Regions from separate parts of the Homo sapiens genome. Here region 1 is linked to region 2. The links are chromatin loops, found by intact Hi-C in ENCODE. Cell type or tissue: HCT116. All regions are shown on one strand.

What was found. A loop is a pair of places that touch in the nucleus more often than their neighbours do. Peaks named below come from ENCODE experiments on the same cell type or tissue, not always from the same donor. Only the 100,000 strongest peaks of a DNase experiment are listed, where the experiment ranks them.
Region 1: it touches region 2 in a loop (14-fold over the local background); 3 of 110 quality-filtered maps call a loop at or near these places.

The regions. Positions count from the first base shown.
Region 1 is chr5:2,067,413-2,075,412 of GRCh38, reverse strand. It overlaps LOC105374618 (a long non-coding RNA gene), which reads right to left. Exons shown (of 13, transcript NR_171679.1): 4 at 7,451-7,744; 5 at 6,442-6,530; 6 at 6,070-6,269; 7 at 3,761-3,814. Among named protein-coding and RNA genes, the nearest start is that of CTD-2194D22.4, 180 kb to the right of the region's middle. RefSeq lists enhancers at 6,543-7,124, 7,125-7,708. In HCT116, no CTCF peak of the experiment used is centred here; a DNase peak (open chromatin) is centred at 4,412; H3K27me3 peaks cover 1,290 bases.
Region 2 is chr5:2,148,001-2,156,000 of GRCh38, reverse strand. No RefSeq gene overlaps it. Among named protein-coding and RNA genes, the nearest start is that of CTD-2194D22.4, 260 kb to the right of the region's middle. RefSeq lists a cis regulatory region at 2,559 and an enhancer at 2,475-2,644. In HCT116, a CTCF peak has its summit at 4,505 (motif pointing right); DNase peaks (open chromatin) are centred at 4,550 and 6,650; H3K4me3 peaks cover 797 bases; H3K27me3 peaks cover 1,507 bases.

The DNA of each region.
Region 1 (8,000 bases), 81 kb after region 2:
TCTAATAAAAGTCGTAAGAAAGCGTCTAACATCACCATAAATAAGAGATGTTTGTGGCTACATTTCTCGCAGAAAACCTCAGCCCAGCTCTGGTGAGAAGTTTCTCTTGGCTTAGCCCTCAAGGCCTCACAAGGGCAGAATCAGGAAGATAGCCCTAATCCCAGCTCTGCCTTCCGCCAGCCTAGGCCTTGTCCACTGGCTTCCCTGCACTCGCAGCCTTTTCCCAAACAGAAGGCCACGGTGGCTTGGGAGGGCTCTTTCCCTCACACCCATTTATCCCCCATAGGACTCAACGTGCATTTCTTTGCTGAAGAGCATGACCAAAATGAAATTCATTCAAACTTGGGTTCACTGACAGCCAAGAAGATAATGTGGACTCCTGTGGAGCCCAGCTTATCAGACAGATGCTTAGGAACAGCATGCATTCAAGGACCTCCAAGGAATTGCTTAAAAAGTCAGAACAAACTCCAGATGCAGTGCCAATGCCTGCCCAGGCCACCCCTCACCCATGGCACAGATGTCTGTGCCACCTTTGCACATGCAGACATTGCCACGGCATCCCTGGGTGAGCGCCCCGTCTTCTTGTCTATTTTGTGAGCAGAGTTGCATCTTTACGATGCAAGCCTCACTTGGATAAATGAAGAAAGTTCGACCCAGCATGGAAGGCCCGGGAAGAGCATCTCAGGGTAGTTTTTGAACCCTTCATTACCAATGAACAAATGTAGCTTTATGGAAGGCCCTAAGTGTGTTTAATGGTGGGTCCCATGACCCCAACAAAGGAGCACAACCAAGACTCCCAGAAAGCAGCCCAAGCCCTCTGCAAAGCTCCTCACAGAGCCTGGGGTCCATTCCTCAGCAGCACTCAGAGAAGCCACTGTTTGTAAAAGGGTTTCACACGGAGCCCAACAGGGAAGCTTAGGGAAATGAGGGCAGGCTGGGGCCTCGCAGGGAATGCAGGTCCTGTGGACTCAGTGTCAGCAATGAAGTTCTCTGCTGGCGAGGAGAGCAGGGGCTTCTGGCTCTGGTCGTTCATTTCTATTCAAGCTCCTCCTGCACCGTCCATGGAAAACACTCATCATCCAAAGTCTCTGAGCACCCATGGTGTGTCAGCCTTATGTCAAGAGCTGTATTTCTATTGTTTAATCCTCACAGTAATCCTATGGAGCAGGTAGCATCACTATCCCAGTTTTACAGTTGGGACAGTAGGGACAGTGTGTTAGTCCATCTTGCATTGCTATAAAGAAGTACCTGCGGCTGGGTAATTTATAAAGAAAATAGGTTTAATTGGCTCACGGTTCCGCATGACACCTGCTCTGCTCAGCTTCTGGGGAGGCCTCCAGGAGCTTTCACTCATGGAGAAGGGGAGCCAGTGTGTCACATGGTGAGAAAGGGAGCATGAGAGAGAGGGAAGGTCGCAGACTCTAACAACCAGATCTCACATGAACTCACTACTGTGAGGACGGCACCAAGCCGTTCTTGAGGGATTCACTCCATGACCCAATCACCTCCCAGCAGGCCCCATCCCCAACACTGGATATCACATTTCAACAGGAGATTTGGAGGGACAACACATCCAAACCATATCATTACATCTCTGGTCCCCCAAATCTCATATCCTTCTCACGTTGCAAAATATGATTCCCCTTTCCCAACAGTCCCCAGAAGTCTTAACTCATTCAGCATCAACTCAATCCAAGTCCAGATCCTCATCTGAGACTCCAGGCAAGTTCATCCCTGACCTATGAGCTGTAAGATCCAAAACAAGTTACTTACTTCCCAGATACAGTGGTGGCATAGGTATTGGGTAAACATTCCCATTCCAAGAAGGAGAAATTGGCCAAAAGAAAGGAGCAACAGGCCCCATACAAGTCTGAAACCCAGCAGGGCAGACATTAAACCTCAAAGCTCCAAAACAGTCATTGACTGCATGTCTCACATCCAGAGCACACTGGTGCAACTGGTGGGCCTCCAAGGCCTTGGGCATCCCCACCCTGACAGCTTTGCTTGACACAGCCCATGAGGCTGCTGTTATGGGTTGGAGTCTGGTGCCTGTAGCTTTCCCAGGCTGAGCTTGCCACCTGCCAGTGGCTCTGCCATTCTGGAATCCGGAGGGCGGTGGTCCTGTTCCCACAGCTCCACTAGGCAGTTCCCTGGTGGGGACTCTATGTGGGGGTTGCCACTCCACATATCCCCTCTGTAGTGCCCTAGCAGAGCGTTTCTGTGGGGGCTCCACCCCTGCAGCACCCAGGCATTCTCATGCATCCTCTGAAATCTAGGCAGAGGCTCCCAAGCCTCAACTCTTTCACTCTATGTACCTGGCAGGCTTAACACCGTGTGGAAGCTGTCGACACTTATGGCTTACACTCTCCAGAGTGGCAGCCCAAGCTATACCTGGGGACCTTTGAGCCACAGCTAGAAGAAAAGCAGTGAGGATATGGGGAACATCTGCCTAAGGTGGCAAAGGGCAGTGGTGGTCCAGGCCGGGCCCCCAAAACCATGCTTTCCTCCCAAACCTCTGAACCTGTGATGGGGGGGGCTGTCCCAAAGCTTTCGAGACCTTTTTCCTGTTGTCTTGAATATTAGCACTTGGCTCCCTTTTCGTTATGAAAATCTCTCTAGAAAGTAGTTTCTCTGCAGCCCCCTGCATTTCTCTCCTGAAAAAGTGTTTTTCTTCTCTACCACCTGGCCAGGCTGCAAGTTTTTCAAACCTTTGTGCTTTGCTTCCTTTTTAATTGTACGTTCCAACTTAGGGACATTCCTTTGTTCCCACATCTGATTCAGATTACTACAAGCAGCCAGGCCACATATTGAAAGCTTTTCTGCTTAGAAATTTCCTCCACCACATACCCTAGGTCATCAGTCTTAAGCTCAACCTTCCACAGATTCCTAGGGCAGGGACATAAGGCAGCCGAGCTCTCTGCTAGATCATAACATGCACGAGTTTTGTTCCAGTTCTCAATAACGTCCTCATATCCATCTGAGGCTTCATCAGCCTGGCCTTCATGGTCCATTTTTCTATCAGCATTTTGGTCACAACCACCTTATCAGTCTCTAAAAAGTTCTAAACTTTCCCTCATCTTCCTGTCTTCTTTTGAGCTCTCCAAACTCTTCCAACGTCTGCCTGTCACCCAGTTCCATAGCCACTTCCACATCTTCAGGTATCTTTATAGCAATGCCCCACTCCTCAGTACCAATTTTCTGTGTTAGTCCATTTTTGCATTGCTATAAAGAAATACCTGAGGCTGGGTAATTTATGAAGAAAAAAGGTTTATTTGGTTCACAGTTCTGCAGGCTGTACAAGCATGGCACCAACATCTACTCAGCTTCTGGGGAGGCCTCCAGGAGCTTTGACTCATTGCCAAAGGTGAAGGAAGAGCAGACACAACACATGGCAAGAAAGCGAGCAAGACAGAGGGAGAGACACATGATGAGAAAGGGAGTAAGAGAGAGGGGAAGGGTCCCAGTCTCTTTACCAACCAGATTTAACGTGAACTCACTATTGTGAGGAGGGCACCAAGTCATCATGAGGGATCTACCCCCATGACCCAAACTCTCACCAGCACCCATTTCCAGCATTGGGGATCACATTTCAGCATGAGATTTGGAGGGAACAAACATTTAAGCCATATCAGAGAGGGTAAGAAACTTACCCAAGGTCACACAGCTAAGAAATGTCAAAGAGTGTGTATTAGTCTGTTTTCACGCTGCTGATAAAGATATACCCAAGACTGGGAAAAGAAAGAGGTTTAATTGGACTTACCGTTCCACATGGCTGGGCAGGCCTCAGAATCATGGCGGGAGGTGAAAGGCACATCTTACGTGGTGGTGGCAAGAGAAAATGAGGAAGAAGCAAAAGTGGAAACCGCTGATAAACCCATCAGATCTCATGAGACTCATTCACTATTATAGGAATAGCACAGGAAAGATGCCCCCATGATTCAATTACCTCCCCCTGGGACCCTCCCACAACATATGGGAATTCTGGGAGATACAATTCAAGTTGGTATTTGGGTGGGGACACAGCCAAACCATATCATTCCACCCCTGGCCCCTCCAAATCTCATGTCCTCAACATTTGAAAACCAACCATGCCTTCCCAAAAAGTCTTAACTCATTTCAGCATTAACCCAGAAGTCCACAGTCCAAAGTCTCATCTGAGACAAAACATGTCCTTTCCACCTATGAGCCTGTAAAATCAAAAGCAGGCTAGTTACTTCCTAGATACAATGGGGGTACAGGTATTTTGTAAATACAGCTGTTCCAAATGGGAAAAATTGGCCAAAACAAAGGGGCTACAGGCCCCATGCAAGTCAGAAATCCAGTGGGGCAGTAAAATTTTAAAGCTCCAAAATGATCTCCTTTGACTCCAGGTCTCACATCCAGGTCTCGCTGATGCAAGAGGTGGATTCCCATGGTCATGGGCAGCTCCACCCTGTGGCTTTGCAGGGTACACCCTCCCTCCTGGCTGCTTTCATGAGCTGGCATTGAGTGTCTGTGGCTTTTCCAGGTGCACGGTGCAAACCGACGGTGGATCTACCATTCTGAGGTCTGGAGGACAGTGGCCCTCTTCTCACAGCTCCACTAGGCAGTGCCCCAGTAGGGACTCTGTGTGGGGGCTCCCTCCCCACATTTCCCTTCTGCATTGCCCTAGCAGAGGTTCTACAAGGGAGTCCCACCCCTGCAAAACATGTTTGCTTGGGCATCCAGGCATGTCCATACGTCTTCTGAAATCTAGGCAGAGGTTCCCAAACCTAAATTCCTGGCCTCCGTGCACCTGCAGGCTCAACACCAGGTGGAAATTGTCAAGGCTCGGGGCTTCCACCCTCTGAAGCCACAGCCTGAGCCATACCTTGGCCCCTTTTAGCCATGACTGGAGCAGCTGGGTCACAGGGCACCAAGTCCCTAGGCTGCACACAGCACAGGGGCCCTGGGCCCGGCCCATGAAACCACTTTTTTCTCCAGGGCCTCCAGGCCTGTGATGGGAGGGGCTGCTGTGAAGATCTCTGACATGGCCTGGAGACATTTTCCCATGGTCTTGGGGATTAACATTAGGCTCCCTGCTACCTCTGCAAATTTCTGTAGCCATCTTGAATTTCTCCCCAGACAATGGGTTTTTCTTTTCTATCTCATAGTCAAATTTTCCAAACTTTGATGCTCTGCTTCCCTGATAAAACTGAATGCCTTTAACAATACCCAAGTCACCTCTTGAATGCTTTCCTGCTTAGAAATTTCTTCCATCAGATACCCTAAATCATCCCTCTCAAGTTCAAAGTTCCACAAATCTCTAGGGCAGGGGCAAAATGCTGCCAGTCTCTCTGCTAAAACATAACAAGAGTCACGTTTGCTCCAGTTCCCAACAAGTTCCTCATCTCCATCTGAGACCACCTCAGCCTGGACCTTCTTGTCCATATCGCTATCAGCATTTGGGGGAAAGCCATTCAACAAGTCTCTAGGAAGTTTCAAACTTCCCCACATTTTCCTGTCTTCTTCTGAGCCCTCCAAACTCTTCCAACCTCTGCCTGTTACCCAGTTCCAAAGTCGCTTCCACATTTTCAGGTATCTTACCAGCAGTGCCCACTCTAGTGGCACCAATTTACTGTATTCGTCTGTTTTCATGCTGCTGATAAAGACATACCTGAGACTGGGAAGAAAGAGGTTTAATTGGACTTACAGTTCCACATGGCTGGGGAGGCCTCAGAATCATGGCGGGAGGCGAAAGGCACTTCTTACGGTGGCAGCAAGAGAAAATGAGGAAGAATCAAAAGTGGAAACCCCTAATAAACCCATGAGAGCTGGTGAGACTTATTCACTATCACGAGAATAGCATGGGAAAGACCCACCCCATGATTCAATTACCTCCACCTGGATCCCTCCTACAACTCGTGGGAATTCTGAGAGATACAATTCAAGTTGAGATTTGGGTGGGAACACAGCCAAACCATATCAGAGTGAGTGTCAGCTGGAAGGCCTGGACCCAGAGTTTCTACTTTTGACCGGGATCTTTCCACTGCCTTTGCTGAAATTGGGAAGCAGCATCCCTCTGTCTATTTCTGGAGGAAAAGTTTGTACCTGGACTGCAATAGGACATGCTCAGAGAGTCCATGAAATAGTCTAGCCGGCTGTCCCTTCAGCATCCTCTGGTGTCTGGTGATGGCCAAGCTTATTGTCCTCAAAGCAGTAGCAGCGACCCAAGCCAGAGTAAATCAACCAGCTGAGCCCACAGCTCCCTCCTAGGGCCCTCTGGACGTGGGTCTCATGGCCTCTGTGATCTGGAAAGCCCAGAGAAAAGCAGCGTTATCTTAGACAGGGAACTGTTATGAGAGCGAGGAGGGGGCCCTGCACCCCTGCAGCAGGGGGAAAGCCCGAAGCAGGGGCCAAGCCCGAAGCAGGGGACGGGTATGAGGTTATAAAGTGGGCTTATAGTAGGCTTTTTTCCCCCACCTGATTTCACTTCAATTAGCCACAGGTGTCAATTCATCCTCTTTCTCTCGATGCTTCCCTTTGACCTTCTGCTCCTGTCATTTTCTTCTCTTTTTGTTCACCGAGAGGAGAAAATGAAATGAGACAGGACGTGGGCCTCCTGCACAGCTGGGTGTCGTTGTGGGGATCTCTGTGAGTTTCCTCTTCCAGGGCGTAAGAGGCCGGCTTTCCCCCCGCAGGCCGGTGCTGGCTTTGGTACCCCCGCGTTTCTAGGATGTCGGAGGCTCCTCCCACGTTTCCTCCCACCCTCCACTGACTCACGGGTTCCTCCCTCACTGCTCCTGAGGGAGAGCTGTTCAGTCTCTTTCCAGAACTGGCCTTAGCCCAGCAGGGTGGTCCCAGCTGCACCCCATCTTCAGTCCCTTCTCCAGCTTCCTCACACCTGCTATGTGGCTGCCATAACACGTACCGCACACTCGGTGGCATAAGACAACGGAGACTTATTCTCTCACAGTTCTGGAGGCCATAACCCCCAAATCAGTACCCCTGCGCTGAATTCAGGGTCTCTGCAGGGCTGGGCATGGGGAGACCCCATGTCTCTGTCTTTCCTTCTTCCGGTGGTACCTGGACCCCTGGGCTGGCAGCCCCTTCCGTCATCTCTGGCTCTGTGGCCACATCACCTTCCCCTCTCTGCTGTCCTCCCTCCCTCTCAGAAGGACCCTGTGATTTCATTGGCCCGCCAGGATCATCCAAGAAAATCACCCATCTCAGGAGCCTCAGCCCTATCACATCCGCAAAGCCCCCTTTCCATACAAGGCGGTGGTTGCATGTTCTGGGGGTCAGGATGTGGCCATCCAGAGTCCTAACTCGACCCCCCACAGCCTCCGTGTTTCATGTTTCATGGATTCTCTCGCTGCAAATCTTTAACTAGGTCTTAGTATATTGCTCAGACCCTATGGCCTCCACACAGCCTTCCCCAGCAACCCAGCAGGGTGATCTGCCTCCCCACCCCTGGGCTGTCACCACTCACCACAGGGTCTGATCCACAGGCAGACGGCTTTCGATCAAAGGATCTGGCCACACAGGCTCCAGGTCAGGCAGCAGTGGCAAATATTTGCGGAATTAAAAATGCGTAATTGAATCCGCAAATACAGCCTCAATGAGACCCACAAAGTCCCCTGATCTGCAAGTGTCCCGGGCAGGGGCGGCTGACGGTAAAAGGAAGCGCTGGCCAACCAAAGCGTTTGTAGAAAGATGAGTCCTGGAGTCACAGGCTCTGTGACTTTGGGCAGCCTGAAGTGGGAGGTGAGAGCCTCCAGGGCTTCTGAGGATTAAAATATGAATACCGTCAGAAACTGCTTAACATGACTTCTGGGAGGGCCCGCTGAGGGAAGAGTGAACACTCACCTGGTGAGATGGCTTTGATGACCTAGGCTCACAAGCTTTTAGATAATCAGCATTTTTAGGCAGCCTGTTTCATACACAGATTGTCTATTGTCTGCCTGTCTATATCTACGTATTGTAAGCTGATCTATTATTATGGCACAGCAGCTGTCACTTGGACACAGGACTCGGAGCCA
Region 2 (8,000 bases):
AGACAAAAAATGTCTGTTGTTTTAAGCCACCCGGTTTGTGTTACACCTGTTACATGGTTCCCCAGGAAACTCATGTTCCCCAGCGCGGGGAGGGCTGCGTTCATTTGGGTTCTTTCCTGCGTTCTCTATGCTTCACAGAGTTCCAGAAAAAGCCAAGTCCAGAACATACTATCCGTGTTCGAGTATGCAGATGACTAAGTGAATCATACCTATGCAGGGCAAACACGTAGCCCCACCTCTAGCGTGCGCCTGACGAAAGCAGGGGAGTGTGGACTCCGCAGGCCCTGCGTTCAGTGGTGGATCGCGGCAACTCCGGGGAGGACTGCGGAGGATTCCGTCTACCTGTCACGGTTCACTTCCACAAATAAGTGGAAAAGTTAGATGCAAATGTTTCAATGTGCTCATTTAAGGTGGAAGGTTCATTTCTGTTTATTACCTTATCTCATAATTTTGCTGTGGTTTTTTTTCAAATTGCAAAGTAAGAATAAACAATAATTCTTAAAATTTGCATTGCTTCCAAACTGATTCATTTCCCTACAGCACACAAAAAGCGCCCCATACAGATGTTTTAAAACTACAGCCTGTAAAACCCCAGCCTTATGATTTTGAGGACAGGAGCATTAAAAAACAAACTATCCGGCATCTTTCAATTGACATCTATCTGTTTAATGGTTTAAACTCTATTGCTTTGGTAATGTTCTCCTAATGCCCCATTCATTTTGTCATTCCATCTCTGAAAAAATCTAATCTTGATCTCCGGCTCTCCATTTTTCTTACCTCTTTAATAATAATCCCGGCAACAGCATATCAGTATGGAAATTGCTTCTGAAGAACGTTGTAATAAATATATGGCAGGCATATTACATAGGATTTGCTTACTTTTGATTTAAAAAGCCAACATTTAATCTAAGAAGTTAGAACTCAGAGTATACATCTTGCACTTCCAAAGCTCGTAAGTAAATGCAGATCAGGCTCTCTCCCTCCTCACCCATTCAAAATTCATTGCTTGCCATTTGCCTCTTAAACAGTGGGTGCAGGTCACGATTGCATACTCCAGTGCTGGGCAAATATTGACTCTAACCGCAGGAACCACCTGGCTCTGGGCAAATGGCTTCGGCTACGGAGTAATTGGGGTCTTGACGCGGGAGCAGGGTCTGAGGGCATCATCAACCCCCTGTGTGAGGAGGTCCAGAGATGAGGGATTAAACTTGTTTGGATGTTTCTGCATGAAGAGTTGCTTTGAGATGTGTAGAGTTAAATAATTTGGACATTGATTATATTATGGATATTTTAATACAAAGGAATTGATGTGCAACTAATGTTGAAATGTTATTTTAGTATCTTCTCCAGAAAGGCCAGAAGAGGCCTGACCAACAAGAAAGAACAGAATCACACATTCATTTCTATTAACACCTGCTTTCTGGATAGAAGAGCAAGGGCCTTTTCTTATTGTTGAATATAGAGTATGAAATTTAAAAATTTTAGAAAAAAAGAATATTTGAAATTATCAATTCTAATGCTCTCAATTCATACAAGGAAATTGAGGCCAAAAGAGATGAAATACCTCTGGAAGGCCTGAGCCATCTGCATCCTGAGTTCTCTGGCCCTGAAATGGGTTCAAAGTAATCACGACCGTATTATTTGACTTGAATTCCAGCCAACACCTTGGTGCCATGACCGTCATTTCTATTCTGATTGTCACAACAGCCTCTTAACTCTCCTACCTACTGCCGGGGTCCCTCCACTCACGTGGTGACCACAATGATCTTCACCAGATCAAAGTAAAAACAGATCCTGCTTGTGCTTAAAGCCTGTCCACACCCCAAGTCACCCTGTGAATAAAGTCCCAAATGGGTAATACAGACTAGAAAGGCCGCAGTCAAGCTCCTGTTGCCCCATCCAGCCTGTCTCTCCCACCTCCCCACATACAGCTCTGGGTGAGTTCCCGGCCCACCGGCCTCCTGCACGTGGTCGGAATGTGCCCTCGGCCCTCCTCGCTGTGGTGTGTGCTGTTCCTGTTGTTGGACTACTATTCTCCTCACTGTGATGTGTGCCGTTCCAGTCGCTGGATCACTATTCTCCTCGCTGTGATGTGTGCCGCTCCCATCGCTGGCCCACTATTCTCCTAGCTCTGATGTGTGCCGTTCCCATCGCTGGCCCACTATTCTCCTAGCTCTGATGTGTGCCATTCCCATCGCTGGATCACTGTTTTCCACCTTGCACCCTTTTCTCTTGACTGAGACAACTTTATTCAGGTCTTGGATCCGACTGCCTTTGGTTAGAAGTTCTTTCTGAAGCCCCAAGATGGGACTGGTCTTTGCATCTGTCCAGCATCCTCTCTGCCAGCAGACGGCTTTCCCTCCTCATGCCCCCATGGTTCCTGGCAGGGCTGCGCATACCCCCTGGCTGCAGTGCTGGCAGTGGCCTGGATGCATCTTGAAGGCCTGCCACAGTCGAGGTTCCAGGTGGACCTAGAAGGCCCGCCAGCCCTACTGATTTCCCCGGGATCTGATATGCAGGTTTAGGAGAGGTGAGTTCACTTTCCTCTGGTGTACCTGGAGGCATGGCCCACCTGCTGTGTCTGTGGCTGTGCCCACCAGGGTGGTGCCCAGTCCTCCCTCACTGCTCACAAGCAGCATCCTGAGTGGGAAAGAAAGTGCCAACTGGGAGACAGAGGCCGAGCCACAAGACAGACAAAAATGGCCCTAATGTCAGAGTCTGGGTGCCCAAGCCCACCATCCTGGGCTCCCCAGGCCACCAGCCATTCTCTTTGTTTGTTCAAACCAGTTCATGTTGAGTTCTGCCCCTTTTAACCATGAATGTGATGATGCCATCACCTTCCTCATGGCCTCCTGCCTTTTTTTTTTTTTTTTTTTTTTTTTTGGTGGATGGGGCAGTGGGGGAGGAACCCTCTGATTGTTTCTGCATTGACTGGTTCCCCACAGGAATGCCAGGTCCCAGGTCCCTGCGATGGTTCACATTCACTCTATGCAGTGTCTGTAGGGGTTCGTAAAATGGGAAGTCAGGAGGTAGTTGTTGAAAAAGGGAAGAAAGATGTAAGGAGAAAGGGAAGGAGAGACAGAAGAAGAGAGGGAGGGAAGGAGAAGAGGTAAGAAGAGAGGAAGGGAGAGAAGGAAGAAGAAAGGGATGGAGGGAGAAAAGAAGGGAGGGAGGGGTGAAGGGAGAGAGAAAAAAGAGGGAGAGATGGAGGGAGAGACGAAAGGAAGAAGAAAAGGAAGGTTCTAATATTTTACTATATATTGCTGGAGGAAAGAACTATAGGCTAATATCAAGGAGAACTCAGGTTCAGCCTGGCTTAGCCACAAATCCACTGAGTATGACCAAATCTCCACTCCCATTGACTCTTCAGTCTTCCATCTGTGCAGTGAGAGTGCAAATGGTCCATCTTCCATCTGTGCAGTGAGAGTGTAAATGGTCCATCTTCCATCTGTGCAGTGAGAGTGCAAATGGTCCATCTTCCATCTGTGCAGTGAGAGTGTAAATGGTCCATCTTCCATCTGTGCAGTGAGAATGTAAATGGTCCATCTTCCATCTGTGCAGTGAGAGTGTAAATGGTCCATCTTCCATCTGTGCAATGAGAGTGTAAATGGTCCATCTTCCATCTGTGCAATGAGAGTGTAAATGGTCCATCTTCCATCTGTGCAATGAGAGTGTAAATGGTCCAAGACCCTCCCCAGCCTCGACACCACTCTGTGAGATGGGGACGAGATCTTCAGGTGAGTCTGCTGCCACTGAAGGAGTCCACGGAGACTGGGAGGCACCCAGTGTGGACTCCATAGCCTGGAGTCAGGCATGATAAGGGGTTGGACTGAACAATCTCAAAGCTTCTTTCTGAAACATTTGTAAATCTCTAGCTTATAAGGGAAGGGTAAAAATAAGATTGTGAGGACCAATATCTGCCCAGGCTCAAAGCCCCAGCACAGCACCTGTTGAATTATTATTATTATTACTTTATTTTAAGTTCTGGGATACATTTGCAGGTTTGTTACACCGGTAAACGTGTGCCATGGTGGTTTGCTGCACCTGTCAATCCATCACCTAGGTATGAACCCTGGCATGCATTAGCTATTTATACTGATGCTCTCCCTTTCCCCAGCTCCCCAACAGGGCCCTGTGTGTGTTGTTACCCTCCCTGTGTGCATGTGTTCTCATTGTTCAGTTCCCATTTGTGAGTGAGAACATGTGGTGTTTGGTTTTCTGTTCCCGTGTTAGTTTGCTGAGGATGATGGCTTCCAGCTCCATCCATGTCCCTGCAAAGGACATGATCTCACTCCTTTTTATGGCTGTATAGTATTTCATGGTGTATATGTACCACAGTTTCTTTATCCAGTCTATCATTGATGGACATTTGGGTTGATTCCATGTCTTTGCTATTGTGAATAGTGCTGTAATAAACATATGTGGCACCGGGTAAATTGTTGAGTGACCCTGAGGTTCTGGAACCCAGGAAACAAGTGGCTGTAGTTGGGTGATGTTACCACTAGATGTCGCTAGTCCCCCTCGGGCAGCAGAACCCTGGGTTTCTGCTCTTCCGGTACCTGGTAGGGGTCTGGGCCCAGAACCGGGGGCCAGGGCAGGCGTCTTCAGTTGGAGTCTCCCTTCCTGGCCAGGTGAGGCAACAGACAAGGAAATCAAAACGCAGAAGGTTAGTATGGCACTGGCTTTAAAATTGGATCTTGAAAGCAATAAAATAGACATACAAGGTAGATATTTCCTGTGGACTGAAGTTCCAGGGAGCAGTTACCAGAACAATCAGGATTTGTGGGCACAAGGGGCCTGGGTGGCAGTGGGCTTCCCAAAGCCCCTTTCTTCAAGCATTGACCGGCAGGCCCCCGAGTCCAGCGGGAGTTTCTGGCTTGGGCCTTCAGGTGCCCAACAAGGCGCCATGCGGGGCACTTCCCATGGCCTGCATGGGTTACGCAGGCATCTCCAGTGCTCAGATCCCCCTCCCACTGCCCTGACCCTGACCCTGCCCAGGAGGCAGCCTGGGCTGCTGCATGAAGACCCTCAGCTGTGCACAAACCACAGGACGGCTGATTTAAAACTCAGGGAACAGACAGAGCAGAGTCGCATCCGAGCCAGCAAGACCCTTGATCTGGTTTGGCTGTGTCCCCACCCAAATCTCATCTGGAGTTGTAGCTCCCACAATTCCCATGCGTTGTGGGAGGGACCTAGTGGGAGATAATTGAATCATGGGGGTGTTGTTCCCCATACTGTTATGCCAGTGAATAAGTCTCACGAGATCTGATGGTTTTATCAGGGGAAACCTCTTTCGCTTGGCTCTCATTCTCTCTCTTGCCCCCGCTACATAAGAAGCGACTTTCACCTTCTGCCATGATTGTGAGGCCTCCCCAGTCATGTAGAACTGTGAGTTCATTAAACCTCTTTTTCCTTATAAATTACCCAGTCTCAGGTATGTATGTATCAGCAGCGTGAACAGAGTAATACACCTCTTCCGTAGAGAGATGAGTCTTTTCAATTAGAAAATGTTCAACTCCTAAACAGCCCATTCAATGCATGTTTCAAAGATGGTTGCCTGTCATTTAATCTTTGCAAATAGTGGAGAAGGGGGCACAGATGGGCCATCGGACACCGTGTCCGTGTTTCTTTGGCGTCTCCTGAGATCCTGATACACTCCATGCATCTGATGCTCTGCAAGGTTCTCCTGCAAATGCACATCTCCCCCACAGGGGTAGTGGTGAGGGCTTCAATGACAAAGGCAATGATGAGGACCCACACAGCCCTCCAGGTGACAGAGGACTCTCCTGTACGTGAGCTCCTCTGATTCTCCCATCAGCCTCGCGAGGTGGGCTGTGTTACCGTTGCAGAAACATCACCTGTCATATGGACCCTGACTCTGCCATGGGCTATTTCCCGAGTGGCCAGGGAGTCTGGTACCCCCAAGGCCAGGGAAAGGCTGGCTCCTGGGAGGTAGTCCCCAAGTCCCTAATAAAGAAACCCTCATTTTACATGAGGAAGGAGAGAGAACCTGTCCCTGACATTGTCGAACATCAGTAAAAACCAATGCTGACCCTAAAAGCAGCAAAGAATGAAAATTAAGAAAAACAAAAACAAGAAGCCACAATGAACTGGCTTCTCTGTGGTGCATTCTCCAGAGGACACTGGGTGCTTGCAGGTCAAGGAGGTCCATGGTGTGTGAGGAGAGGAATTTCACGCAGTTCTGGCCACAGCCTCTGCCCTCAAGCTCCCAGCACAAACCCAGAGGCTCTGGACTCACTGGGAGTCCAAGGAGGCAGGTGTCTCCCAGGCAGGGCAGAGGTCAGCAGGAGCCCTGAGCCTCACATGCATAGCTGGGACCCAGAAACGCCGTGTCCACCTGCCCATCCGCGGACCTGTCTCCCGCTGGCTACAGTTGGAGACTCCAGGTGGTCTAGTAACCAAAAAAGACTTCAACACCAAGCCTGTCTCTTGAGAGGGGGCGCACGCCTGCCTCCAGCTTCATTACCCGGCAAGGATGCAAGGAGTCTCTCCCAGGCCAATTATTCCCACCCAAACTTCAAACACCGATCCACAAAAATTAATTCAATGGGAACTAGCTTGAAACCCGATCACGCTGCTGCTGCTCTGAAGTCAATAACACTTAACCCCGGGCTTCCAGCTGCTCACTCGGTGGCTGGGTAGTGCCCGAGTGACTCATCCTGAAAGAAGCCAATGAGTCAGCCACGCAGAGGCCACCCGGCAAACGGAGGCACAGCTTCACTGCAGCAGAGCGGCCCGATGAGGGGCTGTGTCACATCCATCTCCCACCTGTATCGGGAGGAGGGACAATGACCACCTCACAATGCCACAGCAGCAGTGGAGTCTTTCTTCCTGAGAGCGTCACAAAAAAATCAGACTTTAAAAAATGCTTAAAGATGATGTCTGTTCAGTCTTGAAACAGCAAGTAACACAGTTGTAGGTATAATTGCCAAACAGATTATTGTCCGATCTGATGTCTCTGCAGGGTGCAGGGGGGCAGAAGTGCAGCTGCTGAGGGCCAGGCCCAGACCAGGAAGGCCAGAAGGATGTGCTGAAGATGCTCCTGGTGTCACATTTGCACACTAGATGGTCTCTGGCCACTCGTGGACCACAGATGGGGCAGGGGCAGGGAGTGCTGGTCAACTGGCCCTCTAGAGAAACCCCATCTGTGGCCTTCGTACATGTCCACATCCCACGACCTGGAGCACATGTCCTTGTGCTGCCACCAAGGAGAGGGAGAGGACACACTTCCCTGGAGGGTTCGGGTCATGAGACTTGGGGCAACTGTTGTGTGTACCCCCATCCTCTGTGTACCCCCTGTTAGTCATCTGCTGTGAATCCTGCTTGGGGCAAGACAAAGGAAAAGCCTGGGTATAGGCTTGGAGCAAACTGGGGTGAAAGGTGGGCCAGGTGTCCACAGAGCCCAGCTGCTGTGGGAAAACCTGAACAAGCAGGGTCCAATAAGGGAGGGCGGCTTTCCCTCGCCCAAAACCTGGCGCAGGTAGGCCAGGGCGGGGGCCAGCAGGGCAGGTCAAAACCCCCAAGCCCTTCTGCCAGGGTGGCGACACCCTCAGCACACAATCGCATCTGTGTTCTCCCTCCTGTCACCAGCAGAAGGGACACAGTGAGGACACTCAGGCTGAAACCACGGCCCGTCTGCCAGAACCTGGCCACAGTCTCTCACCTGCAGCTGGAAAGCTGGGGCTGGTGGCTCGAGCTTGGGAACACGGCCCAGTCCCTCTTGGTGAGAATGGGTATTGGGAGACAGCAACAGCCTCTGCTGCCGGTCAAGGACCAGTTGGGGGCGCCTCCAAGGCCCTACCCTGAGGTTGTGACGTGGAAGGGGGCACCAACATGCTGAGGGTGAACTCATGGTGTGAGCAGTGTGGCAGACCTGGGATGTTTGCAAATACGCAGGTTGTCTGACCTCAGGATAACTGGGAATGGCCAGGGTTGGGGATGCCAAACTGCCCTTCACAATGGGATTAGCCCACTAAACC